3 separate regions of the Homo sapiens genome follow, and all the other regions are linked to region 3. A link is an interaction called in ENCODE POLR2A ChIA-PET data of the cell type or tissue named here. Cell type or tissue: MCF 10A. All regions are shown on one strand. Links, peaks and the distances in the headings refer to the core of each region. The heading gives the core; the rest is flanking DNA. Region 1 holds the start of LINC02288 (long intergenic non-protein coding RNA 2288). Region 2 overlaps LINC02288 (long intergenic non-protein coding RNA 2288). Region 3 has its middle 39 kb from the start of LINC01629.

Region 1 (10,182 bases), core at 1,504-9,503, 120 kb after region 3:
AACGTGCGCCACCTTATACGGGTCACACCAGCTGTATAGACACTCACCCAACATGTACTGTCCTGTCCTTAGGCTAGGGGCCACATGATTGTGGCAGGCTACAGTCCTCAAAGCACTTCTGGCCACCAGGTGCAGTGCAGTTGTGCACACCTGTAGTGCCAGCTACTTGGGAGGCTGAGGTGGGAGGATCACTTGAGCCCAGGAGTAGTTCAAGACTGCAGTGAACTATGATCACACCACTGCATTCCACTATTCCACCCTGGGTGACAGAGCAAGACCTTTTTTTTTGAGATGGAGTCTCACTCTACGCCCAGGCTGGAGTGCAGTGGCGCAATCTCGGCTCACTGCAACCTCCACCTCCTGGGTTCAAGCGATTCTCCTGTCTCGGCCTCCCAAGTAGCTGGGATTACAGGTGCCTGCCACCATGCCTGGCTAATTTTTGTATATATTGTTTCATGGGGTTTCACCATGTTTGCCAGGCTGGTCTCGAACTCCAGACCTCAGGTAATCTACCTCAGCCTCCCAAAGTGCTGAGATTACAGGTGTGAGCCACCGCACCCAGCCTTCATCTCTTAAGAGAAAAAAAAAAAAGCACTTCTAGCCAAGGGTAGGTGTATAGCTCTGACATCAAATCTGGCCTAGGCATCACTGGAGCAAGAAAGCCCGGAAACAAAGTGACCCCTCCAACACATGTAGAGGACCACCATACTTTAACCTGAACTCCCCTCTCTGGCCGTACACAGAAGAGTAAGCTTGATAGGTTCCTGGTGTGAAACTATTCTCAGTACTTACATTTTGTTTCGAAGCTGAAACTTGGCTACCAGATGGCCTGGTGGGTTTCTGTTCCCCAACTCCCTAACCAGTGCCCTTCCATTTACCATTCATTCAGTTATTCAACTATTTATTTAGGGAACACTTTCTATCTCAGTGCTGGATGAACCAAGCCAGACTGGCTGTAGCCCAGAATCTAGAAGCTTCCATTTCCTCCTAGGTGTCCTACTTTCCTGATGCAATAGCCCAAAAGTCATAAGAGGCAGAGCTTTTTCAATACTCCCACCAGCCACATGACTGACTTAGAGCAATCTATTTATTCTCTCTGGGACTCCATTTCTTCACCTGTCAAAGGTTGATATTAAAACCTGTTCTCCCTACTTCAGGGGTTTGCTATGAAATTCTGTATGTTAATGCCTAGGGCTGTAGAAAGGCGAGACACTGTGACAAATCTTTTTTCCAGCGCTAAGCCCTTCGAGGTAAAATGGGTGGAAAGCCAGGCCTGCCGCTAAGCCCTGTCCACTCTCTTCATCTTGCCCTTGGAGGGCCTCCTCCTGGGGGGCCAATCTAGCATGTCCATGTCCTTCTGGGCTGGCAGACAAACAAGCAATGACAAGCTTTAGGCCTAAAAGCTGGAGAAAGACAATAGCAAGGTTAGGCTGTTTGTTTCTCATCTCTCCTAGAGAGACAAGGATATCCCCTCCCCAAATCCCTGGTGGTGGCAGTGAAGCTCGGAGCAGTTGGATTTATTTAGGGCTTTTACTTTTTTTTTTTGTTTTGGCCAATTTGGAAAGAAAAGAGGCAATGACCTCTTCTTTAAAAAACAAAACTAGGCAGGAAGTGTACTGGGCCTGAGTGGCAGGGACTAAGGGTGTAATTACAGGTTTTTGTTCAGCATTTTCGAGTAATTAAATCCAAAGGAAAGCGAGCCTAGCCGAGGCTTCTTGGATGCAGGGCAGAGAAGAGCTGTGTGTATGTGTGTGTTTTGTGTGTGTTGGGATGGGGAGGAGAGGCAGGAGGTGAGAAATGGATTTGCTTTTCAGGCTGAGAAGAAGCGGGCTTCTCGCCTTTATTAATATTTTTACATTGCTTTTTCCAAAAGGTAGCCGATTATTCATCTTTTATTCGGTGCCACTGCCCTCTCCTTGGTGACATTTTCAGCGTGCACAGCTTTCTAGGCACTGATTTTCCTTCACGCCAACTCTCCCCCTCCCCACTTTTTCATATTCCCGCTTTCTGCCTGGTTGCCCACACAATAAACCCACTGCAAAATCCGCAGCCAGCTTTCTTGCCTACAGCTTCCATCCCAGCGACCTCCGACGCTGAACAATAGTCTCTCCTTTTGTTTTAAACATCTTCTGGCTTTCCTTGTTCCGCTTTAAAATACTTCTTACCACCACCATCCCTACCCAGCCTCCCCCGTGGTTGCCTCGGTTTCCTTTTGGGACAAGCAGTCTGTGCACAAGCGCACCTGGTTTGCAACGCCCAGAGCGTTTGAAATGGGTTCAAAGCCTAGGGATGCGCGGGCTCCTCTCTCCTCCCCTCCTCTTCCTTCCCTCTCCCTGGGCCCTTGATGTCCCTCCGACGTTCCCTGGACGTTGTGAAGTGACAAGCAAGAAAGCATATACTGTCTGCTCACATTTTTAAGGGCAGGAAACCTGACTCACCCCCAGACCACGCGCCCCAAGGAGGGGCACTTGCATTTTCCGGCGGGTGGGGGGGCGGCCTCTACTAGGGTTAGCTGGGGCCGGCCTGGAGGCTGCCCCCTCCTCTTCCTCCTTCTCCTACCCCCACCCCACATCATGCCCGCAGATTACCGCCCCCACTTCCCCCGCCAGTCCCCTTCACCTACTCTCCCCAAGAACAGATTGTTTATCAGAACGGGCAGCCAAGAAACCTACTCCTGTTTCTGGCCTCTGCCAGAGATTAATCACACTTGGGAATGGCACAAAACTTGACTGTGTTGGGAAGGGGTGAGGCGTAGGGGGTAGGAAGGTGGGGAGATGTGGGGTGGGGGGATAGTTAAAAGGAAAGACCAATACATTTGACAAGGTGACCAAATCGGGGTTACCGCTGCCTCTCCCCTCCTTTAATTTTAGTAAGTCAGTGCAGAAGACGGAATTCTACTTCATTCCCACTCCCTCTACCCCCACCCCCAATTACCTTCCTTCTTCTCTAGGTCTTCATGTTTGATGCTTTAATAGTACTGACTGGCTTTTAATTCTGATTAACATTCTCAGCTGGTGCGTGCGTGTGTGTGTGTGTGTGTGTGTGTGTGCGCGCGCGCGCCCTCGAGCGCGCGTTGGGGCCTGGCAAGACACACTCAAACCGGACTGCCTGACAAATCCCCCCTTTTCATCCTTCTCTTTGAAATGACATCAAGATGGACTTGTGGGGGGGGAGGGATGAAGAGAGGAGGCACGGAAAAAAGAGAGGGAGGGGGAAGGAATTTATGTGCTTTTCTACGGCAGCTAGTAAAATTCCTAAGGGAGAACAAATGCCAAAATTGACTGTCTTGGTGTATTTTAGACCCGATCGTCAGGGTGAATCATGTCAGGGCTTTGCAGTGGACCTGCAGCCTGGGAGCTGAAGACAGGGACACGAAACATCCCTGTGTCTGGGAGGTGCCCTTCTGAAAGAGGCAGGAGATGGGTATTTGCTCTCACCAGGCTCCTCTCCTTCAGGATTTTTTTTTTTCTAATTCATTGCAAGATGGAGTTTTTTTTTAAAAAATTGGCACTGATAAAAGCCAAGGATAGAAAACTCCCCATAAAACACGGCCCCCCAAGGGAAGTGCAAAACCCATTTGATGCAAAATATAGATATCTTCACCCTGGATTTTTCCCCCTTTGCTTTACAACTCTGCAGACATCAGGTTAGCAAAAGGTAATAAATAGTCCTTGCACAGCAGGGTCTGGACTAGTGAAAACAGTTTACTGAAATTAATGGGCCTCGTTTGAACCAAAACCTCCACTTTGGAATTAATGCCAGACATAGTTTTCCTGAACTCTATCCAACCGCCTAAGCGGCAGACAATTTTCATTCTATTTGTGCTGGAAAATAAAGCCCAAGCCCTTGATCTCAGTGTAGATTTTCATTAAAAAAAAAAAAAAAGTACAGTGAATACTATGCCAATTTCCACTTTCTGCCCATAGAAGCCCTTGTGCTCTGGGCTGTGCGTGACGGTCAGAAGTTATCTGGTAAACTTTGCATTGAAAAGCATCTCCGAACTCCCTCCCCATCTGTGGCCTCACAGCTTTCACCATGACATCTGAGAGATTCAAGGAAAGCTCCAGAAACAGGCTTAGCTCTCAATAACAACCCTCTTCCCTACAGATCTTAGAAAGGCTGGATCTGAACAACGCTGCCTGCAAGACCTCCATTCCCACCCTAAATAAAGCGCCAAACCATCCAACCGAAACCCACCCCTCCTCCCCTGGTACTCAGGGTGTCTACAGCTCTGAGGCTCCCTTTATTTTTATTTTTATTAATGTATTTTTAAGGCTGAAAGGCACACACACCACACGCATTCACACCCAGTGGTTATGGGGTTTTGGCAGGTACGCGGAGACCCGGTGCCCCAGCTGTCAGTGTCTGATCCCAACCCCTCCTCCTCCTCCCTCCGTTATTTATTAATAAAAGCCTGGTCGTGGGCAGCCGGCGTTCTGGTTTTCATTGTACAGTCTGCACTGGTGACACAGGACATGTGGAAAATTTTGAGAGCACTGCGGTGAATAGTGTGGAGGGGGAGCGTGAGCAGGGGGAGGGGAGGGGAGGGAGGGGAGCGAGTTACTTTTTAGCTTCCGCTAAGTACTTGGCGGCTCGCCAGGCCCGGAGAATTGTGGGAAGCGAAAACCTCCCCAGTATAAACTGCCAGCTTTAAGCAGCCCTGACAGTTCTGCTCCTTCCAAACTTGGCAGCCGTTCAAAGTGCTCTTTCATTTGAAATGCTGGAAGCCTGCCATGTGCAATGCAGATTTGCTGTGCCTGTGCGCAGAAGGAACTGATAAATGCCGTTGCAGTTGCCATGGGGACAGGAGGCTATCAGAATGGCCTTGTGATCCGCAGCCTCTCTGCGCGGCAGGCTCTCGTTCTCCCCCTCCCGCCCCTCCTCCCTCTAGTCAGTGAGATGGTGAAATAAATGTTCTGGAAAAAGGTTAACCCTCCCCGCTCTGGTTCCGAGGGTGAGAGGAGGTTAACCTCTAAGCACTTCCTTGGCCTTAAGTGCCAGCCCGGAGCACAGGTGTCAGCGCCGTCCTTGGGTGGGTCACCATCCTCCCGCTCTCCTCTTTCACACCCCCAGCTTTCTTCCTGCTCCCTGGGGGCTTTCACAAAGCGGTATTTTTAATAGAGGCTTTTCAGCAAGCTCAAGTGTAAGTCTTTGAGTCATCAAAACCCGGATGTAAACACAGCAGCCCTGCATTCTGCACAGTTTGCGTGTATTTTATCTTTTTAATAATATTTAGCTGGCAACTTAAAACTGCAAGGATGCCAGATATTTTAGCCAGCCACTTACATCATGCAGCATCCATCTTGGGGAGAGTGGTGGCGGGTCCTTTCCTTGTTCTCTTGCTCCCTGCCGCCTACCTGAGACCGCAGGAAATCTGGGTCTTTCTGAAGGCATCTTCTTGTGGTGTAGTCCCCTTGGAACCGCGGCCTTTAGAATGAACATGACATCACCTTGGGCAACAACGACAGAGGGTGTGTTCCTGTAGGAGACAAGACACGGGGAGATCCAAGGTGAAACAGATCTATCATTTACGCTGCGCCAATTTCAGGTGTGTGAGGGTGCACAGTCTGGATCATCAGCCCCCCATTTAGCACGAACTGCCGTTTGAAACACAGTCTGATTTAATGTACAGAAACAAAATAGCACATTCAGATTTGGTATATTTTCAGGCCTGTAATGCCAACACTCCGGGTGGCCTGTTTAATGGGGAAAAAATGAAATATTCCACTCCAGCCCAGGCCTATGGAAACCAAAGAGGTTTAGTGATTTATTTACATTGGGGGTAAAAACGGTGAGCAGTATTCCTTCTCGGCTCGCTACTTCCTGAAGGTTTCCTGAACCTAAACATTCGTTAACATCCCAGGAAGGGAACTTATTTTTCCTGTGGCTTTCAATATTTTCTGCTAAATATATTTCGGCACACTGTTTATCTTGGGCTTCAGCTTTCAGACCTTTATGCACTTTTAACACCTTGAGGCTGTTTCACTGAAAAATGGTGTATGTTAATTAAAGAGGACTTTATGTGCTGGGCATTAAGGCAGGGGGGATTTCTGTTTTGATCTGTCTGTATAATGAGGGGCTTCAGGATGAAACACAAGTCAGAGGCCTGTTAGCTTCGTGAAGCCCTTTTGACAAAGCGGGACCTTGAATGTGGGCCCTTGTATTCAAACACTTGAAGACCACAGAATGTTGAACTGAACGAAACATTTCTTCCTAAGTGCATGGTGAACATGGAGGCCAGGAGACGAGAAAGACTGAAAATGCCCCAAGTTCCTGGGGCTTAGCTGCAATTTCTTTGAACTTGACTGTCTCTGGGTGTCTGCTCGTGATTGTCACGGCAGCTCTGGCCAAGGCGATGCACTCTGTCTCGCTGGAATTTCCTGATTCCAAAGTAGCCCCTTCCAAATAAATAATCAACAAACGCCATCTGCTTCACCTTGCCAGCAGGCACAGAGCTGAAGGGTTAGCTAAAACCTACAATTTTTAGGAGCAGTAGGCTCTTGAGACATTTCAAGATAGGTTTCGACTTGGAATTAAACTAGAGTTAGAGGCAGAAATCAGGTGATTCAGAAAGCAACCCCCCCTCCCTCCCGCCAACTTCCCCAGACAGTCCAGGCAGCTGGGTTTTTGGCTCTCACAGCTGCTAAGCTTTGGCAAGCCAAAAGCATATTTCGTGGTGGTGATTCCTTTCCCAGGTTGACGGACATGTTTCTGTACTGAGCACAAGGCATGTTTCCTGACCGTGTGTGAATCAGAGGCTGCATTTTTATCCAGGGCTTCTGGTGACAGTTTTAAGCTGGATGAACAAAGCAGACCCTGACATGTCCCTGTCATCAAGGTCAAGAGATACAGAATCTATCCTAAATGTTCGCCACCTCTAGCCCAGATGTATTATATTTATTTATTTTTGTTTTGTTTTGTTTTTTGAGGCGGTGTCTTCCTCTGTCGCCCAGGCTGGAGTGCAGTGGGGCAGTCTCAGCTCACTGCAACCTCCGCCTCCCGGGTTCAAGCAATTCTCTTGCCTCAGCCTCCCGAGTAGCTGGGATTACAGGCACGTGCTATCATGCCTGGCTACTTTTTTTGTATTTTTAGTAGAGACAGGGTTTTGCCATGTTGGCCGGGCTGGTCTCGAACTCCTGACCTCAGGCGATCTGCCCTCCTCAGCTTCCCAAAGTTTCTGGGATTACAGGCATGAGCCACCACACCCGGCTATTTTTTTTTTAATCATGCCAAGAGCAGCCACCACCCCACAAGTCAATGGATGCCCATGTTCATGTGTCAGATGTTACCCTTCTCTCTCTCAGTGTTTTTGTAGTGTTTGCTTCTTTGTTGGCTTTGGTGAGAAGATTTACAAAAGCCATTTTGGACCCTTGAGTGCCTTTCCAGATCGAGGCAAGCTCCAAGATTCCAAACAGCCTTGACCTCGTCTGTGTCGCCCCATTATAGCAGGGATGATAACCGGAGGGGAGTCCTTGGTGTAGCCCCTCCATACCAGGGCCCGGAGAGCCAGCTTCCCAGAAATCCATGGATTAGGAAACTCTGTCGTGGGCCAGTTCAGGAGCGGCAGGGGGAACAACTCCCTTTTGTTTTGTTGTCTAGCATGTGACCAGAATGCTGCCAGCTAATTTTAACCCCACCAAAGTACTGCTGGGAAAAAAAAAAAAAAAACTATCTTGCATCTGGAGAGAGAAATGCTGTGGGCTGGATAAAAGCTTTTCAGCCTGTGTTCCTTCCTGTTTCAGTTTCCAAACTTGCATTATCGGTAACCTGAAAAATGATGAGTTTCACCAAATTCCTGGATGTTGTGCAAGAGGACAATGAGTCTATTTTGGGTGGTGTGAGTGTGTCTGGCATAGACACTGGGAACCATTGTTTTCAGGAGGGAGAATGTTTTGGGGTTTCCTGGTGCTTTCCTTATAGGGTCTCAAAGCCCCAAGGGGTACTGCTGGGGGGAGAAACCCTCCATGGCAACCATGGAGGCTGTGCTCTGCAAAAGACCTGGCTGAGAATTGGGTGGTTAGGCCAGTGGGTGGGGGTGAGGGGTGACGTGGCAGTGGTGGCTCCAGAGGTGTTAAAAGGTGCTCTGTAGGGAGTGTTTGAGGTAGAACGACTGGAGCAGGAAGAAGTGGGGAGAGAGAGATGCTTTCACTGTGGCTGGGCGGCCCCCTGGGACACAGGGCACCTCTTCTACTAATTCTCCATATCTGCTTTTAGCACCATGCGTGAATGGAGGATTATATGGAGTTCCCCACCCTGGATACTGGATTCTCAAAGCATACCTGTGGTGGTTCATTGTTGCTGTCTGGCTGGATGGCAGTTGTTGCTAGTGGAAAAGTCCAGAATCGCAAGACCCAGGAAATGAAATGGTTTGGGTGAGACAGCGTGTAGCTAGGCAGGTGCCGCTGACTGTTCTAGAACTAGATAGTAAGGTGGACTGCCGTTAACCTGAGTGTCCACAACGCAGTCTCGGAAGATAAGGTCAACACTGCAGCACTTGCTGCAACCTCAACCAGGAGAGCTTGGTGGCAGTTGTTCTGACAGCTGCAGAGGGCCTCAGCTGCCTAAAAAGCCATTTGCTCAGCCCTGCCCTGTCTGGCCAACTTCTGTGTATTTCAAGGATCCTCATGGGTCTCTGTGGCCCCCCTCTTTTCTGAGTCCTCAGGCAGACACCATCTTCGGAAGGGCAGGGAACCCCATGTTCTGCTTCTAACTGGCTGCTATAACCTGCCAGCAGTAGTCAAGATCAGTTGGCAAATCCCTAAATTAAGGTTCTGTTTATTTTGTTGTTTCAAAGGCTTGTTTTGAGCAAGATGTTGTGCTTTAATTAAAAAGATGAGAGATCATGAGTAAGTGAAAATATTTTTGAATCTTCACAAATAGGTTTGAATTTCATTTCTTGCGATTCACAGTAGGGGGTCAAGCTGATCAGCACTTTTATCTGTGAGACCATCTAGAAGGTCTTCTGTAAGTTAACAGCTGACTCTTCTGCACAATAGAATTGTAAAGGGAATCCTCTGTCAAGCATTTGTTCCTTGCTGCTTCTCTGTTTACAGATTTTAGCCAGCCTTCAGCTGTCATTAGGGCATATTCCTCATTTACCTTTCTAGCCAGAGGATTCCTAAATGTTTCATAATAGCTCCACAGCTGGAATGCAGCTGCTTGGGGTGGAGCAAACATAACTCCCTATAGGTCAGCGGGTGAGGGAGGGCAGGGAATCTTGGAAGGTTGGGAAAGTCCTTCTAAAGCCAGAGCTCAGGAATGAGTGGGGCCACTGGTGTGAAGACTTTCCAGATGGGGGAAGGAAGGGTTCATTTTCTGCCCTCTGGGTAGATTCCAAAAAATCGCTTTGGGGAGGCCAACTATTTTGAAATTGCCTTTAAAGAAGACAACACAAATGTTTAAACTGACCTGGAAAAGCCTTTCTTTTTCCTTTCCCTACAATCCTAGTCTGTTCCCTTGCACATTAATCAACAGAATTGTGTGCCCACGATTCTCCCCTCCCTCACCTCTTTTATTATTATTATCTTTGGTTCAGGAAACTTTTGGAAGCTTTCCCAGGCTGGAGCTATAGAATGATTCCAGGAAAATGCATAGGAGTTTCTGAGTTTTCTCTGGAGGGAGCTGAACATGTTTTTCAGAGAGACGAAGCTAGGGGCAACCAGGTCTTGTGCAAGAATGCAGCCACAAAAGAGGGCAGACAGTGCTAAAAAGATCTGTGGACATCCAAAAGTTCTGAAAGCAAGGTGTGGCTTAGTGAGCCTGCCTGTTCCCCACCCCTTCAGTGTTTTATTATGGCAGCTGCCATGATGTCAGTCCGTGAGCCCAAGCACCCCATCTCAGGGAGATATGCTGAGAACAGCTGGGTGCTGGGGTTTGGACTCTCAAGTTAGCAGCACTTGTAGTTTCTGCCAAAAGAACACTCCAAGATATAGATGGAAAAGTGCAGGGAGTCAATACTTACCCAGCAGGCAGGGGCCCCACCCAGACATGGAATGCAATGGACAAAAAAGTGTCCTTGGGCTATTGCTGCCAAGGGTGGTGCCAGCCTTCAGCCTGTGCCAGCGCAGATGCTTTTGAGCCCAGAAAACACACACAGAACTGCATGCACGCATATATCAGAAACATCTGTCTATACACAAAACCAGAAAGCTACTGGGGAGGTGTGCATAGATGAGGTACAAG
Region 2 (10,182 bases), core at 643-8,642, 140 kb after region 3:
TTCCAGGCAGAAGAAATGGCAAACTCAAAGATACTGAAGCATGGTCAGAGAGGCTGTCCTAGTGGGAACAAGGAGAGAGGCGATGGGAAGAGGCAGGAGGTGTTGGGCTCTATTATTAATAAATTATGGTCAGGGGTCCCCCAATCCCCTTTTCCAACCAATATAGTTAATTTCATCCCTTTTCTTAAAGTTTTGAAACTAATACCTGTCTTGTAAACAAGCCATGACAAAGCTCTATTTAGAGAAATATGGTGGGGAGAGGCTAATCAGGGTAGATTTCCTGGAGAGGGAGGTTGGCTGACTTCTTCTCTTTTCAGGTGAAGAAACCAAGACTCAGAGACAGTCAATAACTTGCCTAAGGTCACAAAGCTAGAAACCGACAGAGAAGGGCTTACATCCATGCTTATCTGGTTTAGAAGCCACTGCTCTTAGCCAGGGTGCTGCCATGGTGACAGGCCATTTCCATTAGAGGAGAATGATGGCTGTTCATCTGAGGACCTGGAACAACACGGTCTGCGTGGCCATCACTCAGTCAGGGCAGAGCATGGGTACAGAATCGTGGCATTGTTTGGCTGAGAATCATAGATTCTCAGTGAAGCACAGGCAAGGTGCCAGGCCCCAGGCATGGGGTTTTAGATGCATGATCTCATTTAACTCTCATTTTACAGATCAGGAAATTGAGGCCTGTCACGCTTCCTGATCTTGTGTGTATCAGAACAAGATCATAACAATTGACTTTCAAAAATTAGTGGCTTAAGGCCAGGCACAGTGGCTCACGCCTACAATCCCAGCACTTTGGGAGGCCGAGGCGGGCGGATCACCTGAGGTCAGGAGTTCAAGACCAGCCTGGCTAATATGGTGAAACCCCATCTCTACTAAAAATACAAAAATTAGCCAGATGTGGTGGCAGGGCCTCTAGTCCCAGCTTCTTGGGGCTGAGGTAGGAAAATCACTTGAACCTGGGAAGTGGAGGTTGCAGTGAGCCAAGATTGCGCCACTGCACTCTAGCCTGGAAGACAGAGCAAGACTCCATCTCAAAAAAAAATAAATAAATAAAAAATAAAAAAGGAAAAAGTAAATAAAAATTAGTGGCTTAAAACAGCAATTTATTATTTCTCATGATTTTGTGAGTCAGGAATTTGGGCAGGGCTTGGCTGGGTGGTTCTTCTGCTCCATGTGGTGTCAGCTGGGGTCACTCAGCTGCATTCAGCTGGCAGCTGGACTGGGAGGGAAGGGCCAAGAAGGCGTCACTTACAGGCCTGGCACCTCAGCGCTCCTCTGCATGGCCTCTCCACGTGGTCAGCATGGTGGTTTCAGGTCAACTGGATTAATTACATGGCAGCTGGGAATTATATTTCATCCAAGGGAATGAAAGCAGAAGCTGCCAGACTTAGGGACTAGCCCTGAAGTTGGGACAGTGTCACTTCCACCACTTCTACTGCCCCAAGCAAGACACCAGATCAGCCCAGATTCAATGGCAATGATGTTTTGCAGCCTGGCTGCTCCATCACAAGCACTCCTTGCTCTGGCTCCCTCTTCTCCCATCCTTTGCCCAATCCAATATAGCAATGGCAATGATGTTTTTATTTGTTTGTTTTGTTTTTTTGAGACAGAATCTTGCTTTATCACCTAGGCTGGAGTGCAGTGGCACGATCTTGGCTCACTGCAACATCCGCCTCCTGGGTTCAAGTGATTTTCCTGCCTCAGCCTCCCGAGTAGCTGGGATTACAGGTGCCCGCCACCACACCCAGCTAATTTTTATAGTTTTAGTAGAGATAGGATTTTACCATGTTGGCCAGGCTGGTCTCAAACTCTCCACCTCAGGTGATCCACCTCCCTCAGCCTCCCAAAGTGCTGGGATTACAGGCGTGAGCCACCATGCCCGGCCTTTATTTTTGTTTTTAATTTAATTTAATTTTTTGTGAGACAGGGTCTCACTCTGTTGCCCAGGCTGGAGCGCAGTGGCACGATGACAGCTCACTGCGGCTTCGATCTCCTGGGCTTACACAGTCCTCCTGCCTCAGCCCGAGTAGCTGAGACCACAGGTGTGCTCCATAGCACCAGGCTTATTTATGTATTTATTTATTTAGTAGAGATGGGGTCTCCCTATGTTGCCCAGGCTTTGTTGTTCTTTGACTTGCTTCTTTCACCTATCCATATATCCTGGCAGGGTCAGGAGCAGGGTGAGGCAAGCAGGATCCTCTGTGACCCAGAGAATGGCCCTCTTGCACTCTGTGCCCTTTCTCAGTACACGAAGGTCTGCCTCATTCTTGTTTTTTTTTTTTGGAGACAGAGTCTTGCTCTGTCACCCAGGCTGGAGTGCAGTGGCGCGATCTCTGCCCACTGCAATCTCCGCCTCCCGGGTTCACGCCATTCTTCTGCCTTAGCCTCCCCAGCAGCTGGGACTACAGGTGCATGCCACCACGCCCGGCTAATTTTTGTATTTTTAGTAGAGACGGGGTTTCACCGTGTTAGCCAGGATGGTCTTGATCTCCTGACCTCGTGATCCGCCCTCCTCGGCCTCCCAAAGTGCTGGGATTACAGGCATGAGCCACCGCGCCCGGCCAGCCTCATTCTTTTTAACTCTTGCATAGTATTCTATGGTAGAAATGGAACACCATTAACCATTTCCCTCTTGACGAACCTTTAGGTTGTTTTCAGTTTTTGGCTATTACTAAAATGCTGTCTTGAAATCCTTGTAGATGTCTTTTTGTGCATGTAGTAGTTATATAATTTTTACTTCAGTATATATGCATTTTATTTTTTATTATCTTTTATGGAGACAGGGTCTCACTTCCTTGCCCGGGCTGGAGTGCAGTGCTGTGATCATGGCTCACTGCATCCTCCTCCTTTTGGGCTCAAGTGATCCTCCCACCTCAGCCTCATGAGTAGCCGGGACCACAGGCATGTGCCACCATGTCTGGCTAATTTTTTGTAGAGATGGTGTTTCACTCTATTGCCCAGGCTGATCTCAAACTCCTGGACTCACGTGATCTGCCCACCTCAGCCTCCCAAAGTGTTGGGATTACAGGCATGAGCCACCATGCCTGGCCAATGATGTTTTTAAATGCTGCTAATAATAACGTACAAAATTCAGAAAATATAGATAAATAAAAATAGGAAACAAAAACCACCATATACCACGGCCTAGAGACAATCGGAGGTCCCTTCAATACCTACACTGGAGGAGGAAAGAAGCCCCCTCCCCCGGAGAATCTTCCACCCATTGCAGGGGTCTGCTGTGATTTGGGCTCTGTTCTGCTGACAAGGTGGAGCCTGTCATCTATCCCAGACAGAATTATTGCCTCAGATTACATGGTTGATTATCAATTACTTGTGTTCGTATGAGAGCATGTGTGCGTGTGTGCATAAGTGTCTTTGCAAATCATTAAGGGTCGTAATTCTGGATTATCATTGATTAACGTGAGGGAGGCCTGGTACCTCCAGCAGCCGGGATGGCAGGCCCGCAATTATGTCCCAGCTGATCAGTAATTGGCGTATCACAAGATGATTTCTCTCTCGGCTGCCTACCCCCAGCCTCTCCTGTCGGCTTCACAATTAGCACCATTGCTCATTCCCTTCCAGCTCAGGCCAAATGCAGAAGCCTGCTTTCTGGCAAGGGGAAGCCGTGGGGCTGTCTTGAAGACCACCACCCAAATAGAGTGGGGATGGTGGTGTGGGGTCGGTGGCAGAGGCACAATGCGGGGGAGTGGTGCCGGCTTGAACTCTAGCTTCCTGATGTCTGGTGCTGCCTTTGTGTCTTATCCTGCTTCCCAGCAAGCTCAGGCACCATTGACCCACCCTCATTGCATGGATGGGGAAACTGAGAACCAGAGAAGGAATATGGCAAATTAGAAAAAAAAAAAACATCCAAAAGCAATAATTCAGGGCAACATGGCCACACGGGTCCAAGCCCAAAGAGCCCAGGAGGAAGCAGAGCTATAGAAGGAGCACCCCGACCATCACTCCTATCCTCGGGAAGCTGTCAGGTCGCCACTGGTTGTGTCAGTTTCCTTGAGCAACACAAGCTTTTAGCCTCCAGAGATTGCACATAGATGCACAGAGCTCCCCGGGGTGGGGAGGAAGCGTACTGAGGAATGTGCAGGTGTACTCCCTGCTGGATTATGAAAACGGCTTCCTCATGGTTCTCCCCACTTCCAGACTGGGCCCCCAATCTATCCTCCTGTCCAGCCTGCACAACGAACTCCCTGTTGCTCTCAGTTCAGGTCTTCTCGTGCCCTCTTTTGCCCTAGCCTGGTTGATCCATCACAGACCCCTCCTTGTCCTGGCTCCCTTATCTCCTGTCCTTTGCCCAATCTGATCCCTCCCCCTAAAGCCCCTGTCCCCTCCTCCCACACTCTTTTGGCTTGGAGCACACACCCTTGGGGGAGGTTTTAATACAGGTGCCCCCACTTGGGCTCCACTCCTGAGAAAGGAATTCTGACCTCCCTAGGAACCAGCAGATACAGAAGCAAAAACTTTAGGGATGGCTTTGGAGGCGTGTGAAAGGATGGAGAAGGCAGGGCTGTTCCAGAAACCTTCCACATAAAAGACTCTCCCATGGCTGCAAAGCCACCAGGCAGTTTGTTTCTGAGCCTTGCAGCTGTCTTGGCCATTTTCATTTTTATCTACTTAGGTTGGTCAGCGGGTCATGGCAAGCAGGAGACACAATGCTAATGACTCCGGCTCCACGTGGCGACCATTCAGGAAAAAGCTGCAATGTTCTCTCTGCCACATTAATCAGAGAAACACATCAAGAGTTGTTGCGTGGAGACAGCTTTCCTCCCAGTACTCGCCCTGCATACTAATCACCACCCCCTCCTGGCGGTGAGTCAGCTCCAAACCAGGCCGGTGGTGGTAAGGGAAGGCCAGAAACACCAGCTCCATCCACGTGGGGAGCAGCTGGAGGAGCGGGAGCCAGGCCCTCCACCGCCCAACATGCACTGTGTGTGACCATCATGGAGGCCTGGTAGGTGGGGATGGAGCACTCTGGGAAAGTTCATCCAAACCCAAATCTGGGCTACTTCCTTGTGTCTAGGTCTTGCCCAAGTCGACCAGAGGAAATGCTCCAGAAGCTGATCCCTAGACAGAGCCTTTGTTTTTTTGTTTTGTTTCGTTTTGTTTTGTTTTGAGACAGACCCTTGCTCTTTCGCCCAGGCTGGAGTGCAGTGGCGCGATCTCGGCTCACTGCAACTTCCGCCTCCTGCATTCATGCAATTCTCCTCCCTCAGCCTCCCAAGTAGCTGGGACTACAGGCATGCACCACCACGCCCAGCTAATTTTTGTATTTTTAGTAGAGACGGGGTTTCTCCATGTTGGCCAGGCTAGTCTCAAACTCCTCACCTCAGGTGATCCACCTGCCTCAGTCTCCCAAAATACTGGGCTTACAGGTGTGATCCACCGTTCCTGGCCCAGGGTCTTATTAAAATAAAGCAAGCGGGGCCTCCGTGCCAGGCACTTTGGTAACAATTAAGCCATCACCTTGGATAGTATTTCACATGTGGTAGGCAGAAAAGGAAGCCCTCTAGACAAATTAGCTCATTTAATCCTCGTACAACCCTATGAACTACTCACAGGTACTAGTAACATTACCATTTTGCAGACAAGAATGGTGACACGTGGAGAGATTAAGTAGCCAATTCAAGGTCACACAGCTAGTAATAACCAACTGGATTTGAACCCAGAGAATCTGGTTCCAGTAGCCATGCTCTCCTAGTGCTCAGGGTTGCCTGAGCTGATAGTGACCATAGGAAAGCCTCTGAATGTCTTTTGCATGTATTCACTCATTCACTCACTCATTCATTCATTCATACAGCAGTGATTTGTTGAGCATCTACTATGTACAAGGCGCCATACTAGGTACCAGGGAGACAAAGGTATGTAAAACAGACATAGGCTTAAGAGGGAGACTGACATCAATTTAACATTTTTATAAATTTATAGTAAATGCAAAATGTGATAAGTGACATGAAGGAGAAGTATTGGATCCCATGAAAGCACCTAGTACGAGAACCTCATCTGTTTGGTGAGGTCAAGGAAGGGTTCCCCGAGGAAGTGACAAATGAAGAAATAGCTTATACTGGTGGTTCTCATAATGTGGCCCCTGGCCTAGCAGCATAAGAATCACCAAGGAATCTGGTTTAAATTTTTTTTTTTTAGAGACAGGGTCTCACTTTGTTTTCCAGGTTGGAGTGCAGTGGTGCAAACATAGCTCACTGCAACCTCCTGGGCTCAAGTGATCCTCCCACCTCCCAAGTAGTTGGGACTACAGGTGCACACCACCACACCCAGCTAATTTTTTTTTTTTTTTTTTTTGGAACGAAGTTTCACTCTTGTTGCCCCAGGCTAGGGCACAATGGCATGATCTCGGCTCACTGCAACCTCTGCCTCCCGGGTTCAAGCAATTCTCCTGCCTCAGCCTCCTGAGTAGCTGGCACTACAGGCTCCAGCCACCACACCCGGCTAATTTTTGTATATTTAGTAGAGACGGGGTTTCACCATGTTGACCAGGCTGGTCTTGAACTTCTGACCTCAGGTGATCCACCCACCTCAGCCTCCCAAAGTGCTGGGATTACTGGTGTGAGCCACCACGCCTGGCCTAATTTTTTTATTTTTTGTAGAGACAGGTGTTGTCATGTTTTCCAGGCTGGTCTGAAACTCCTGGGCTCAAGCAATTCTCCTGCTTCAGCTTCCCAAAGTGCTGGGATTACAGGTGTGAGCCACTTCAGCAAAGAAATTTGTAAGAAAGGCAAACTGTCAGGCCCCACCCCAGACCCACTGAATTGGGAACTCTGCGGAAGAGGCCCAGAATCCGTGAATGAGCGTACCAGGGGCTTCCGATGCATGTTCGAGTTTCAGAACCACTGCTTGCAAGTCTTTGTGTAACAAAGGCCCCGAGGTGGGCAGGCGCAGGCACATTAGAGTACCCAAGGGGGGCCTGCAGGTGGGGCGGGAGTGGGGGTGGGGCTGGATGGTGGTTTACACTGGCCTTGCAGGCATGCTCAGCAGTTCAGCACGCATCATTTCCAGTCACCAGGAGGCCTGGCCAGAGGTTCCTCTGCCCTAAGAACCCTCAAGGAGTAGCAGGTCACCTGTGTGTCCAGGCTGGCCAAGTTACGTAAAAGCATGGAGATGACTATGACAAAGGCTTCTAGAGGCCCCTGGTCACCTGATCTTGACCATGTTTTGACTTCCAGGAAGCACTAGTCAGACAGTGAATTCTGTTGCTGTGAAAATGCCTTAGTCCTCAATGCCGAGAGAGGAACCCCAGAGGGAAACACCTCCTTATCCTCAAGAAGCCTTTGCAAAGGGCCTGTGGGTCCTGTTTCCCCTTGGATCGGTGCTAGCAAGGGACATTATCTGCTGAGCAGAGGGTTGCTAGAGGTGGCTTCTACCCTCCTCAGGAGGCAACCCTGAAACAGACACATTGCATTAAAGACCCTGCGCAGCAGAAGGCAGGTATCACCCGCTGAGAGAGCTGGTTGGGTGGAGTCAACGTGAGCTGCTGGAGCTGGGCTCATTGCACAGGAAGGACTGGCTGCTAGTTCTTTGGCTAAGCCTGAACAGGCTGGGTGTGGTCACACCTGCTTGCTGGACATGTTAGCCCAGAAATACATCAAAATTGGTGACAACCAAACAGCCCCCCAGACTCAGAGTCAAGTGGCATTTATGGGGTACCTACTATGTGCTAGACACTGTATGAGGCCCTTTCACAGGTGTTAGCTCTCTGGTAAAGCTCCCAAGTTTGCAGATCCCTTCTCCATCACCCTGTCTACAAGTGCAGATCAATCGTTAGTTCATGCTTGGTGCATCAGGACTCAGTGGCGAGCAGGACAGACATGGTATTTTCAGGGGCAACACAGCGGGGGAAAACAAAGAGATATACATGTGCCAGATAAGGAGCTATTGGTTGTTTTTAGGGCCAACTGTGAGGGTTCCCAGTGCTTTGTATCAAGAATGACTTTCTTTTTAAGGGTCTCTTGTAGAGAGAAAGAAATAAAGACAAACCACAGTTGGCTTGCGAGACTCACATTGGCTTTGCCCACAGTTACTGGTTTTTTTTTGTTTTTTTTTTTTTGTGAGACGGAGTCTCACTCTGTCACCCAGGCTGGAGTGCAGTGGCACCATCTCGGCTCACTGCAAGCTCCGCCTCCTGGGTTCACGCCGTTCTCCTGCCTCAGCCTCCCGAGTAGCTGGGACTACAGGCACCTGCCACTACGCCCGGCTAATTTTTTGTATTTTTAGTAGAGACAGAGTTTCATCGTGGTAGCCAGGATGGTCTCGATTTCCTGACCTCGTGATCCACCCGCCTCGGCCTCCCAAAGTGCTGGGATTACAGGCGTGAGCCACTGCACCCAGCCTGCTCACAGTTACTGTTAAACACCACAGTAGAACCTGCCAGTAGCTGAGCACACGCAGGGCGCCAGCCACTAGACAGCATGGTTATCCAGCCACTAGACAGCATGGTTATCCATCTCACTTCCTCCTCTTTCCAGCTGCCCCGCCTCTCCATGGGGTTTTTCACAAGACGATCAGAGACCCAGAGACCCAAAGGAAAGGGAGACAATGGGGATTGGAGGCCACGGGCTTTAGGGGAAGGTAGGGGGCAAAAAATAGAGCATATGCAAAGCCCTGTCCTTGTTACTTCCCTCCCCAATCTCCACCACCACCCAACTGGCATATGAACTTGTTCTTCTTGTATACAGCTCTGAGCAAAGCACCATATGGCAGTTTCATCAGGCCCACGGCCTGGTTTCCATCCAGCCCACTCTAATTTCCTTCCAGTCATGGATCTGCAGAATAACCCATCCTGTGGAAGGAGCTCAGAGGAAGAAAAAGATAACAATAACAGTAAAGATATACAGAGCACAAACCACAGCGGGGAGCTGTTCCAATTATGTGTATGTTTGACGCTTGCAACAGCTCTAGGAATATCGCTGTTAGCATCCCCATTTTATAGATGACAAAACTGGGAGACAGATGTTCCGAGACATTCTCAAGGTCACATGGCTAGTGATGACAGAGCTGGGATGGGAGCCATGTTAACCGTCAGACTTTGCTGATTCGCTGAATCTTGGCTAAAAGATGTTGGCAGGAAGGGCTGAGAGCTTAGAAGAAGGGGTCCTCCCGGTCTGGCTGGGACAGGGTGATGCCAGCAAAAAGGCCCCTAAATCCACAAGCAGGGGAGGGGCGGGGTCAAGGCCCGGCTGACCTGACTCCAGCAAGCAGGGTCTGAGCTCCATAAGTGGAGGTGTCAGGGAAGCATGCAGAGGACTGGGAAGCAAGGAAGACCCCTGGAAGCAGCCCCCGCAGAGGAGGGTCAGGGAGGGCTGGGGGGCCCCCAGGAGCCCCAGGAGCTTGTCCCTCTTTGGGCTTCCTTCCGTGGCTAGGTTCTCTGCTCACCAGGAGTAAAGGGTAAGCATCCTCTCTGAGCCTGCAGAGCAGCAAGCCTGCACTGAGGCATTGTAGGAATGAGTGGCCCCTGGGATGGAAGGACCTGGGTATGGGTCTCAGCTCCATATCTTTGGGTTGTGTGGCCAAATCACACCCCATCACTCCCATGTCTGTGAGCCTCATCTATAGGGCAGTTAAGGAATGTGAATGGGCTGAAGTATCAGGAAACCAGCTGGGATCCTATCTCAGAAGAGGTGTATAGTACATGATCGTGCCCCTAGCCCCCATTCTTCCTTCTAGAACAAGGAAGGAGAAAACAAAGGCTCCCCGGGCAGTGAAGGCTGGGCCCTTGGTAGGCTTGGCAACCATGCAATCTCTAGAATGGAAGGGCTCCTCCCTCAGAGCACAGCCCTGGAGAGTCACAGCTGTTGCCCTGGGTCTGGCAGGACGAGGGAGGCAGTGCCAGGCTAGATAGAGAGTTTGAGGGACTCTAGGTTGGCAGTGGGGACTGTCATGCCCTGGCTCCTTTAGGATTCACAGGCCAGAGTGGTGGCTGTAGCCTAGTCCTCACTGCCAGAGACCCCACACCACAGTGGAGCCTGCACCAGGCACAGAGGCAGGAGGCAGAGCCATGCTTGCCCCTTTCTGCCATCCCTAGGATGCTAGAGGTAGCATCCTCCCAGCATGCTGGCAGGTGCGAGAAGGAGCTTTACTTGATGTAGCGACACCCCTGCTTCCCCCTGAGCCTTTGGGTTCCTTCCCACTTATGTCCCCTGCTGCGGGTCCACA
Region 3 (10,182 bases), core at 722-8,721:
TGATGGTGGTTTCTGAAAGTGTCATGGGGTTGGTGGATGCATGTAACCAAACAATTCTGTTAGCCTAACTCACCTGCTCTCCACTAGCCACCAATGCACAAATACAAATTGATCACCTATTAGGGGCTGCACTGTGCCAGGCAATATGAGGGACACGCTACAAAACATCCTGGTGGGCTGGGCGCGGTGGCTTACGCCTGTAATCCCCACACTTTGGGAGGCCAAGGCAGGCGAATCATTTGAGATCAGGAGTTCAAGACCAGCCTGGCGAGCATGGTGAAACCCCGTCTCTACTAAAAATACAAAAATTAGCCAGGCGTGGTGGTGCACACCTGTTGTCCCAGCTACTTGGGAGGCTGAGGCAAGAGAATCGCTTGAACCCGGGAGGCGGAGGTTGCAGTGAGCCGAGATCATGCCATTGCACTCCAGCCTGGGCGACAGAGTGAGACTCCGTTTTAAAAAAAAATCCTGGCCAGGCGCGGTGGCTCACGCCTGTAATCCCAGCACTTTGGGAGGCCAGTGCGAGCAGATCACGAGGTCAGCAGATCAAGACCACGGTGAAACCCCGTCTCTACTAAAAATACAAAAAATTAGCAGGACGCGGTGGCGGGCACCTGTAATCCCAGCTACTTGGGACGCTGAGGCAGGAGAATGGCGTGAACACAGGAGGTGGAGCTTGCAGTGAGCCAAGATCGTGCCACTGCACTCCAGCCTGGGCAACAGAGGGAGACTCCGTCTCAAAAGAAAAAAAAAAACAAAAACAATAAAAATGCAAGTCTGTTGGAAGCCCTGCCCAGTTCCATAGTGCATCTGTGTGACTCTGTTCAGGATTTTGCACCCATAGGCGCAGAATCTCACGTGTGTGCACATGTGCTTGTGACCAGGCAAATCGGTTGCATCTTTAATGTGCTTGGGAGTCCTGGAAGAGAGCCGTTTCTTAGGAGTGTTGCATGTCAGAAAAGGAAAGGAACTGAAGAAAGCTGTTTCTTAAGATTGTTGCATGTCAGAAAAGCAAAGGAACTGAGGGGCCCCACAGGCCTCTTATTGTACAGAAAGGGAGAAGATAAGGTCCAAGGGGTTGAATCACATGCTCTGGTCACTCAGTGAGAGAACACCTTAATAAAATTTGCCACGAGGCTTGTCTTGGCTGATATGTGAGTTCCCAGAGGTCACAGGCAGAAGCGCCGTGGAAATGGAATATCGGCACGGGAACTTAGGTTTCTCCTCCGCCTGTGGCAGCGCTGGAGAAGATGGTGGCACCTGGTGCCATGACTGCGTGCATGATGATCATCAGGGAGCAATGATGGGAAGTGTCTAAGGGTTAGGCTCTGGAGACAAATTTCTTTTTCTTTTTCTTTTTTTTTTTTTTGAGATGGAGTCTCGCACTGTCGCCCGAGCTGGTGTGCAGTGGTGCAATCTCAACTCACTGCAACCTCCGCCTCCCGGCTTCAAGCGATTCTCCTGCCTCAGCCTCCCAAGCAGCTGGGATTACAGGCACCTGCCACCACGCCCAGCTAATTTTTTGTATTTTTAGTAGAGACAGGGTTCCACTGTATTGGCCAGGCTGGTCTCAAACTCCTGACCTCGTGATCCCCCCGCCTCGGCCTCCCAAAGTGCTAGGATTACAGGCATGAGCCACCACGCCCAGCCTGGAGACAAATTTCTACTGACCAGCTCCTTCTTAACATCGCTGCACCTCAGTTTTCCCACGTGGAAAATACAGGTCATGGTACTTCCTCCTTCAGAGGGTGGTTGTAAGAATCCAATGGATGGATACATGCAACAACTTAGCAAGGTGCCTGGCACGCACTAAAAGCTCAACAAAGATGTGTCCTTATGATCATTCTCTGCTTGCATCCTCACCAGTGGATCCCAGCAAGCCCACTTCAGCTCAGAGACCTCTGCTAGGGCCCAGAGCCCATCCTTTGGAGATTCCCATCTCACAGGCTTTGTGGTTACTGACTGACTTTGTAATTCCCAAACCTGACCAGCAGGCAGTTCATATGGAAGTTCTTGCCACCTCCTGGTGAAAACAAGGACTGCGGGCAAATTGCTTGGTGTCCTGCTTTGTCCTGAGGCTGGAGCAAGGGGCATGGGTGGGCTGGGAGCCTTGGGCAAGAGGCTGATGCGTCGTGAGTGGTGAGGCTGGTGTCCGTGGGACACAGTGCTGTGTTCTCTCCCGCCTTGAGACTGTTTACGATTTGCCAGACTCTTGTGGTGCTATCCAAAATAATGCATCCAGTAGAGCGTTCCTGCCTTGGGGAGCTTGCATTAGGCTGCTGACATTCCCACAAAGAGCTATTTTTTTGTGCCACTTACTTTTATTTTTGTCATTTGCTTTACTCTCTTAATTTCCACTCTACCTCCCAACCCCCAACCCCTGTTCCCACCCATATCATTGCCTGTTAAAAGCAGCGGGAATTCTGAAGCCAGCCTTGTCCTCATTTAGGATGAGGACCTGAGCACAGAGGGATATTTTTCTTGTGGCAGCTGTGAGCTTTGCCAACCCCACTGAATTCAGGCTGGCCACAGCTCATCCCATGAGGCCAGGTATAGAGCCTTTCCTAGCAACAGTTGCAGAATCACAGCAGAGAGCGCTCCTGGGATCTGGCCCCCAGGGTTGGTCCATTTAAAGAAGCCACACTTGAGCCTGAGCCTAGCAGAGCTAGTGAGAGAAGAGTGTTGGCTCCATGCTGGCACGGGGCCTGCCTGTCCCTCCACCCCTTCAAGAACCCGTGACAAACAACCTTGCCTGGTGCCCAAGTGCCTGCCAAGCCCTGTCATATTAAAACCCTGGAAGACTCGGCAAGGAGTCCAATTTCAGCCCAGCAGGTGGGGAAACCAAGGCAATAAGAGCCCAATGTGACCAAGGTCACACACAGCTCTGGCTACAAGGCCCCGGAGGCCGGGCATCCAGGGCTGCAGGCTAAGCACCGAGCACCCTCACCCTCACCCCAGCCAAGGCTCAGCTGGGCACAGAGGAGGAACAAACATCCCCCACGTCATTCAACAGCAGAGCCCAGAGAAAGGCCCAGCACTTCCCCTCCATGAATGCTATTGCTGGTCCCCTCCCTCCCCTGGCGGGAGGGGGGGATACAGAGGCACTGAGACTCCCTGGAGCCTCTTTGGCAAGTCATTTCCAAGCCAGGCAGCCTGATCTCAAGCAGCTCCCAGTTGAGTGCCTGAAACACCAGACATCAAAAACCTGGCAGGCCTGGGGAGAAGGGAAGATTAGATCATTACAGCAGAATGAAGCAAACCAAAAACCCAGAGAAGGCAGGAGGGACAGAGGCCAAGAATGTTTCAAGGCAACCTGAAACTCCTTCAGATGAGAGCGGCCCGTACAGTGGCAGCTTCCCCTACTGCCAGGAAAGCCTGGCGTGTCTCAGCCCCTTTTTGGGTGGAGTAGGGAGTGTACTGGTCCATACACGTGCGCTCGGAGGTGATGGGAACAGGAAGCATGTTCTGGTCTTCCATGTGCACACACATTTGGACACATAAACGTGCATGCACAGGTGTCCAGGCCAGGCGTGTAAGCCCCCAGGAGTGCATGCGTGTGTTTGCGTGCAGTCTACAAACATGTTTTCACAAAGCTCAAGGAGAAGCAATCAGTCATCTCCAAGGAATCTTAGCAACAGCCATCCCCAGAAAAGGCTCCTGCCAGCTGGGGCAGCGATGAGTCAGCAGAGGCGTCGTGGGGGAGGCGGGAGGCGAGGCAGCCTCAGCCCTGGAGCCTGAGCCGGCCTCTCCCTTCTCCTGGGAAGGCCTCCAGACCCGGCCTGGCCGCCACGCCTGGGTCACTGCTTTGGCACTGATGTCCGAGAACACATTCCTGGAACTGGCCAGCACAGGCGGCTGGAGGGTTTTTCCCTCCTCCTCTCTCTCCCTCTCACCCTCCTGTCCGGGCCCCACACCCGCCCTTTTATTTTTCCTTCTTGCTGCAAAACCAAAACACCGTGTTCACGAGTTCAGGCGCTGTAGCCAAGTGGCAGGAGCTGGCAGAGCAATTGGGAAACAGGAGCTGCCTGGCCCAAGCAGGCCAGGGGATGAGGACACCTCTGGCCAGCCACAGAGAGGGCCCTGCTAGGGCTTGCTGAGCCCTGGTTAAGTACTGCAGGGCAAAAATGTCATCGCCTGGGGCCCCAGGGAACCGGAGTTCAAGGTGGCAGCTCCCAGAGAAATGGCCTGTGTCTCTCTGCCCCAGTAGCAGAGCCCGAGGTCACTAGCAGAGGATGGCGGCTGGAAGGTGACCAAAGGAGCAGAGAACCACAATTATTAATCATGAATCCATTGCCTGAGTGCATACACAGTCTTCAGAGCCACCTCAGGGTAGAATTATGTCCTTATACAGACAGGGAGGTGAAGGTGTGGGCAGGTGAAGGAATTTGGCACAAGGTCACGCAGCTAGCTTTTAGCCACGGAGCTTGATGGAATTAATCCAGCTTCGAGCTGACTTGGAGGCTTTAACTGATGGGCCACACTGGCTTTTCTTCCTGGGCTGCAGCTACACAGTATGCCAGGATCGCAGCACTTACAAAAAATAAAATAAAATAAAAACAACAAAAAAAGAGCGAGTGCTGTCTCCTATCTCTCCCCCACCCGCATGCAAACAGATCTGGGGGAAGAGCCATCTGCAACCTCAGCAGCGGAGGTGGTGGCAGCGGCGTGGCAGGCGGCGGTGGCAGGGGCAGTAACAGCCCAGCCCGAATCCCTGGCCTCTTTACTGGAGGCAGGAAATGAATAAAAGCTAAATGAGTTTGAAAATGCCAGGAGGCAGTGTTTATCCCCTTCCCCCACCCCCTCCCCCTGGCAAGGACCGCGTATAGTTACAGTTTAATCTTGGAAATGCCAGACAGCTGTTCCCCGTTGCTAAGAGACTGGCCCACATTATGCAGATGTCAGGGGCCTCAAATGTCTGCCGGAAATTACAGATCATGTTGGAAGAGCAGAGGGGCCTTCTCTTGACTGGGGAAGCGCAGTGGGAGACTCCTTGGGTGGATGGCAGAAATAAGGGGCCCACCCTTTCCGGGTCTCTTCCGAGGCTCTGAGGCTCCAGCCTGTCCCTCCTCCCAGCTCCCCGATGCCTTGGCTCCCACCCCAGGTTCCGGCCTCCATCCTTTGGCAACTGTGCCAATGGCCATGTCCACCCCCCACCTCCAGTGCTCCTTCTGGGACATCTTTCTTCAGTCCAGTGTCCCTGTCTGTCTTCCAGTCTTCCCAGCTGCTGCGATGCCACTGAGCTGGCTGGGTCCCAGCTGGGAGGAGGAGCAGACCCCACTCGAGGAGGGTAGGATTCCACTCCATAAGCTCTCCTCACCTGGAGCGGAAAATGGGACACACTCACCACACTCACACCCTCCCTGTCATCCCCCACCCCATGGAAAGCCAAAGGAGGGCTATCACCATGGCAACTGCAGGCTACACGAGCTGCTGCATCACTGGTCCCTGGGGAAGGGGAACTGCCATCTGGGCAGGGGGTTGGGGGAGGAGGAGGGGGAAGTCCTTTTCCAAACTGGAGCTCTAACATGAACCCTGATGGAAGGTGACGGGGGAATTCACCAGGGCTCTGGGCTGGGAGGGAAGCAGCTCAGGCTGGAGAGGGGCATGGGCAGGCTGCAGGGTGGTGCCCGGGGAGTCCATGGCAATGCATACGGTCTTCAGGATGACCCCCAGGTACCGTGGGGGTGGGGGAGGGTAGGCTGCGGCCCGGTGTGGAGTGGGTGCTGTGTGCCTACTGATTCCCTGAGAGCTCACAAGGTGCTTTGAGGACAGAAACTTTGTCACTACCTATGCATCCGGGTGGTATCTGCTCTCCCTGTTGCTAACTATGTGACCTTGGCCTTCTCCAGCTGGGGAGCCCAGCCATATAAAATGAAGTCAGGTGGACTTTACATGCATGGGAAGTGGCTTTAACGATAAGAATGGCGTGTGTGTGTGTGTGTGTGTGTGTGTGCATGTGTGTGTGTTTACCCATATATGAAAGTGCTTTGGAGAAAGGTTCTTGGAAGCCCCATGAAAACGGGGCCTTATTACCATCCATCTGGTCTTCCCAGAAGATGCTGATAAGGCTGCTGGCAGGGGAACACCATTTCAGAGCTTTCTTCCCAGGTACCTGGGGCCTTCTTCCCTGCAAAAAGACACCACCCTCAAACGCTGCCTTACTGACCTTGTGTCCTGACTCCTCGGGTCACCTCTCCCTCCCACCATTCCTACAGCAACTGAGATGCTGGATGGGGAAATTGAGGTACAGAGACTTCCAAGACTTGCCCAAGCCATCATAAGCCATTAGCTAATCCCATACTCTCCTGCCTCAGCCCTTGCCTTGGGTTCAAACCCCAGGAGGACCACGACCTCTGGCCCTGGGAGATGAGAGCTAGACACCAGCGTTCCTCCTCCTATTAGCTATGTTAGCTTGGGCAAATAACCAAACCTCCTTAACTCTCATTTATGCTTCTGGAAACTGGAATGCCATGACCTATTAGGGTTGCTGTGAAGGATTAAATGAGATACAACATAAAACTTGCTGAGCTCCTGCTAAGCTCTCAATACATTTGAGTTCTTTTATTAAGGAAAAGCTGGTTCCTGGGCACTAACTCCTTAGAAAGGTGACAGGCTTCAGCAGCTGGGGGACAAGGAGATTGTTCAGGCTGCATGCACACCCACTCCTCACTCCTCCAGCACAGCGACCAGTTTCTGCCTCTTTGGAAGGTTCCAGAAGGGTTATCCAGGACAGTGCAACTGGAAGAACTCAGGGCAGGTACCAGCCACAAAGTCCTGGGAGGTGGGGACGGGGCTTTTATCAGGGCCTCAGGGAAGACTCCCTCCCAGGAAAGGAGTGGACAGTAGAGGACGGTGGAGGATGGATGTCAGAGGGTGGTGGAGGATGAATGGCAGAGGGCGATGGAAGATGGACGGTGGAGGACAGTGGAGGATGAAGGGTGGAGGATGGTGGAGGATGGAGGGTGGAGGACGGTGGAGGATGGAGGGTGGAGGATGGTGGAGGATGGAGGGTGGAGGATGAAGGATGGAGGATGGAGGATGGAGGGTGGAAGGTGGAGGGTGGAGGATGGAGAGTGGAGGATGGTGGAGGGTGGAGGATGGAGAGTGGAGGATGGTGGAGGATGGAGGGTGGAGGATGGTAGAGGATGGACAGTGGAGGATGATGGAGGACAGCGGAGGATGGACAGTGGAGGATGGTACCCCCCACTCGATAGAGTAGAAACTGCTGAGCCAGAAAGGATTTGTCTGTGGGGCAGGAGAGCCCCAAGGCTGAGTCATGACTGGCTCCAGGTTCATTCAGCCCCTCAGAGCCCACTGAGGCCTCTGCGTGTGGCGGGAGAAAGCAGCGCTCAATCTCTGCCTTTGTTCTCCTCTCTCTCCCCAGGCCTCTCCCCACCCTCTCATCTCCCTTCCCCCAGCTCGCTCTCCTTCTCTCGCTCTCTTTCTCTCGCCCTCCTCCTCTTTCTCGCACTCTCCCACCAACGTCGGCTCCCTCCCCCTTCGTCCTTCCCTTGAAGCTGATTTCTTGCTTTCTCATCCTTTCTTCTGCCTCGGAGCTCACAACCACACAGGGCTGGCTTCCCTCCCCTCCTCCCTGTCCTCCCCTCTCCATCCGGCTGTCTTTCCCTCCCCTTCTCCATTTCCTCCCTCCTCCTTCTTCCCTCCTATTTCTCCTTTCTCCCCCAACCTTCTCACTCTCTCTCCCTCAATCTCTCTCTTCTTCCTTAAAGGAGACAGTTCAAGCCCCCCAAAAAGCAAAACCAGGTCAAGATCATCCATCAAGCCCTCACCAGGCCTGGTCTGGGAAGTTGGGGTCTAGAGACCAAGGCCAGAGCTAAGCAGAAAATCAGAGTGGGCTTGGGGAGAGTTTGTTGGAGTCCAGCCCACCTCGTCCAACCCACCTCAACCAGCACCTGGAACCCTTTCCCCACCTGGGTCACCTGCTTCTCACAAACACCCGAGCTTGGCTTCCAGCTCCCTGCTGCATAAGCTTCCAGTAAGCCAGGAGATGTCTGAGTTCCTGACCCTCCCTGAGCATTCGGCTTACCTCCTTATTCTTTGCCCTGGTGCAGGGAATCAAGGCAAAAAGAAGGCAAGAAAGAAATCAGAAGCAATGATGACCTGCTTTGAACTGGAAGGAAAATGGCTGGGGGAGGATTTGTACCATCTATGAGGTGCACATCATGGTAGAAAAAACACAGCTTTAAAACCAGACAGGCTGAGTTTGAACCTTGAACCTGCTTCTTACTAGCCAACAACCTTGAGCAAGACGCTCGCTGCGCCGCCGTGTCCACCTCTGTAAAATGGGGATAATGAAAACAGCACCGCCCTCCTGGGGCTGTTGTGAAGACGCAGTAAGAAAACGCATCGAAGTTCTTGGCACACAGCAGCTGCGCCTGAGCCCTAGTTCCTCCCTCAGAGAAAGGAAGGCTTCTTGCAGGAGATGGGGTTTGTTCTGAGTGTTGAAGGATGGATAATAATAGTAATCATACTTCTATTTTTGTTGACACCAGGCGCTATGCTAAGCACTTTGAATACATTGTTTCATTTAATCCCCCAGCAACTCTATGAGGCAGGTTTTTTTTTTTTCCCTGTCCCTGTTTCACGGAATAAGCTGGTGAAGTTCAGAAAGGCTAGGCAATTTACCCCAAGTCACACAGCCAAATGGAGGAGAAAATTCAGAACTCTTCTGCTATCGCTTGGACTGGGGGTGGGACTGGGAGTGGAGGACACAGCAAAAGTGACAGCAGGCAAGACCAAGAGCAGGGCCTAAACCAGGCGTGAGCCAGGACCAGCAAGGGACTGGGTGTGGGTCTCAGGGAAATTCTGAGGCCATGGCAAGCCCGTCTCTCCTTAGACTCCGCCTTCCTGCTTCCTGCGAGCCCTCGGACTCTGGCCGGCCTTGCTGTTAAACCTCGGTGGGGAGGGGGAGAAGGGGGTTCACGTGTTCATCTCTGCAGCAGTGGGACCCCCAGTGCTGCCCACCCCCTTCCCACACAGGTGCCCTGTAATCCAGATAATCCCTGCAGCTCCGTCCTGTCCCTTGTATGGCAAAAATGACCTCCTTGGTTTCTTGCCGCCTAGTGTTATGTCACAGGGATAATGGCTTCTTCTCTGGGGTGGGGGGTAGTCAGGACAGTGCTTAGGGATTCTTGCCTGAGATTACAAACGGGGTTGGGGAAAGTGGGTGGTTGGCGGTGGGACTGTGGGAGGCGAGTATCTTGTGGGAAAGAAGGTGGCCTGGCCCCCAAACAGTTTTTGGTGGAAAGAGATGAGCTGGGAGGACTTTAGCCAAACAGGTGTAGATGCCCCACCTGCCTATCACATCCCCCATCACCCCCCAACAAGCCATCTCACATTACACCGTGTATTGCTTTCAAATAGAACTCCACAGTTTCCATGGCAACTCACCCACGTGGTCGCTGCCTTAGAGGCTGGGGGATGGGGGGAGGGAAGGGCAGCTGACAAGAGGCACCAGCCTCCCAGAGGTGAGGGCAGAGTCAAGCTGGAGCCCGCCCTCTCTGCTGCCCACCCCCCGTTGCCCTGGCAGAGTCCCACCCGCCCAGCTCCCTGTGGCTGCCGCCCTCCCTTCACCCTCATCTCCAGGGCTCTCAGCTGAGGCTGCACAAAGCCCTAGGGAAAGAGTAGGTGGAGCTCCAGGACAAAGAGGCTGCCAGATCACTGCCCCCAGATGTGCCCTTGACCTGGGCCAGTCTGTGTCACTGTCGTGGGGCAGGGTCTCCTTGCAACTCTGGGCTCTTCTCGGAGAGGCCAGGGACGATCCTGCCTGCCCGGGAAGCACACCTTTGGGCGTGTCTAGTCTCCCCCACCTGTGAAATGGGGTCGGCACCCGGAACTGGGGTTGGGATTCTTGTTCTGGCTGATTGGGAGCTCTGTGACCTCGGGCATGGAACTTAACCTTTCTGAGGCTGTGTCTTCATCCTCACAAAAGGGATGGGGACATCTCCTCTCACGGGTGATGAGAGAAGCAAATGAGATGACATTCAGGAAAGTGCTTTATGAAAGGGAAAAAAAAGCATATAAAAGAGATAAAAGCAGAGACTCTTCTAGTGAAATCGGAGGACACTCGGATGGCGTCCACCCTTGGCCTCCCGTCTGGTCCAGGCCCAGCTCTACTGCATAGAACCCCGCAGTTCAGAAAGCCTTGTGATTAAAAAAAAG

What was found. Peaks named below come from ENCODE experiments on the same cell type or tissue, not always from the same donor. Only the 100,000 strongest peaks of a DNase experiment are listed, where the experiment ranks them.
Region 1: POLR2A ChIA-PET joins it to region 3 with 48 read pairs; 25 of 35 experiments call an interaction of 5 or more read pairs at or near these places.
Region 2: POLR2A ChIA-PET joins it to region 3 with 13 read pairs; 28 of 35 experiments call an interaction of 5 or more read pairs at or near these places.

What each region holds. Positions count from the first base shown.
Region 1 is chr14:77,035,768-77,045,949 of GRCh38, forward strand. LINC02288 (long intergenic non-protein coding RNA 2288) reads left to right here and starts at 5,282. Exons shown (of 4, transcript NR_110554.1): 1 at 5,282-5,510. RefSeq lists a silencer at 4,455-4,644 and enhancers at 4,754-5,485, 4,761-9,243, 4,895-4,984, 8,790-9,300. In MCF 10A, for the core only: no CTCF peak of the experiment used is centred there; DNase peaks (open chromatin) are centred at 4,744, 6,664, 7,794 and 9,224.
Region 2 is chr14:77,054,902-77,065,083 of GRCh38, forward strand. It overlaps LINC02288 (long intergenic non-protein coding RNA 2288), which reads left to right. Exons shown (of 4, transcript NR_110554.1): 2 at 4,637-4,827. Among named protein-coding and RNA genes, the nearest start is that of LINC02289, 16 kb to the right of the region's middle. In MCF 10A, for the core only: a CTCF peak has its summit at 4,838 (motif pointing left); a DNase peak (open chromatin) is centred at 4,820.
Region 3 is chr14:76,915,294-76,925,475 of GRCh38, forward strand. No RefSeq gene overlaps it. Among named protein-coding and RNA genes, the nearest start is that of LINC01629, 39 kb to the right of the region's middle. RefSeq lists silencers at 1,893-2,187, 3,680-3,830, 9,653-9,947 and enhancers at 3,005-6,061, 3,242-3,301, 8,362-9,357, 9,358-10,182. In MCF 10A, for the core only: a CTCF peak has its summit at 2,013 (motif pointing left); DNase peaks (open chromatin) are centred at 2,008, 3,328 and 3,878.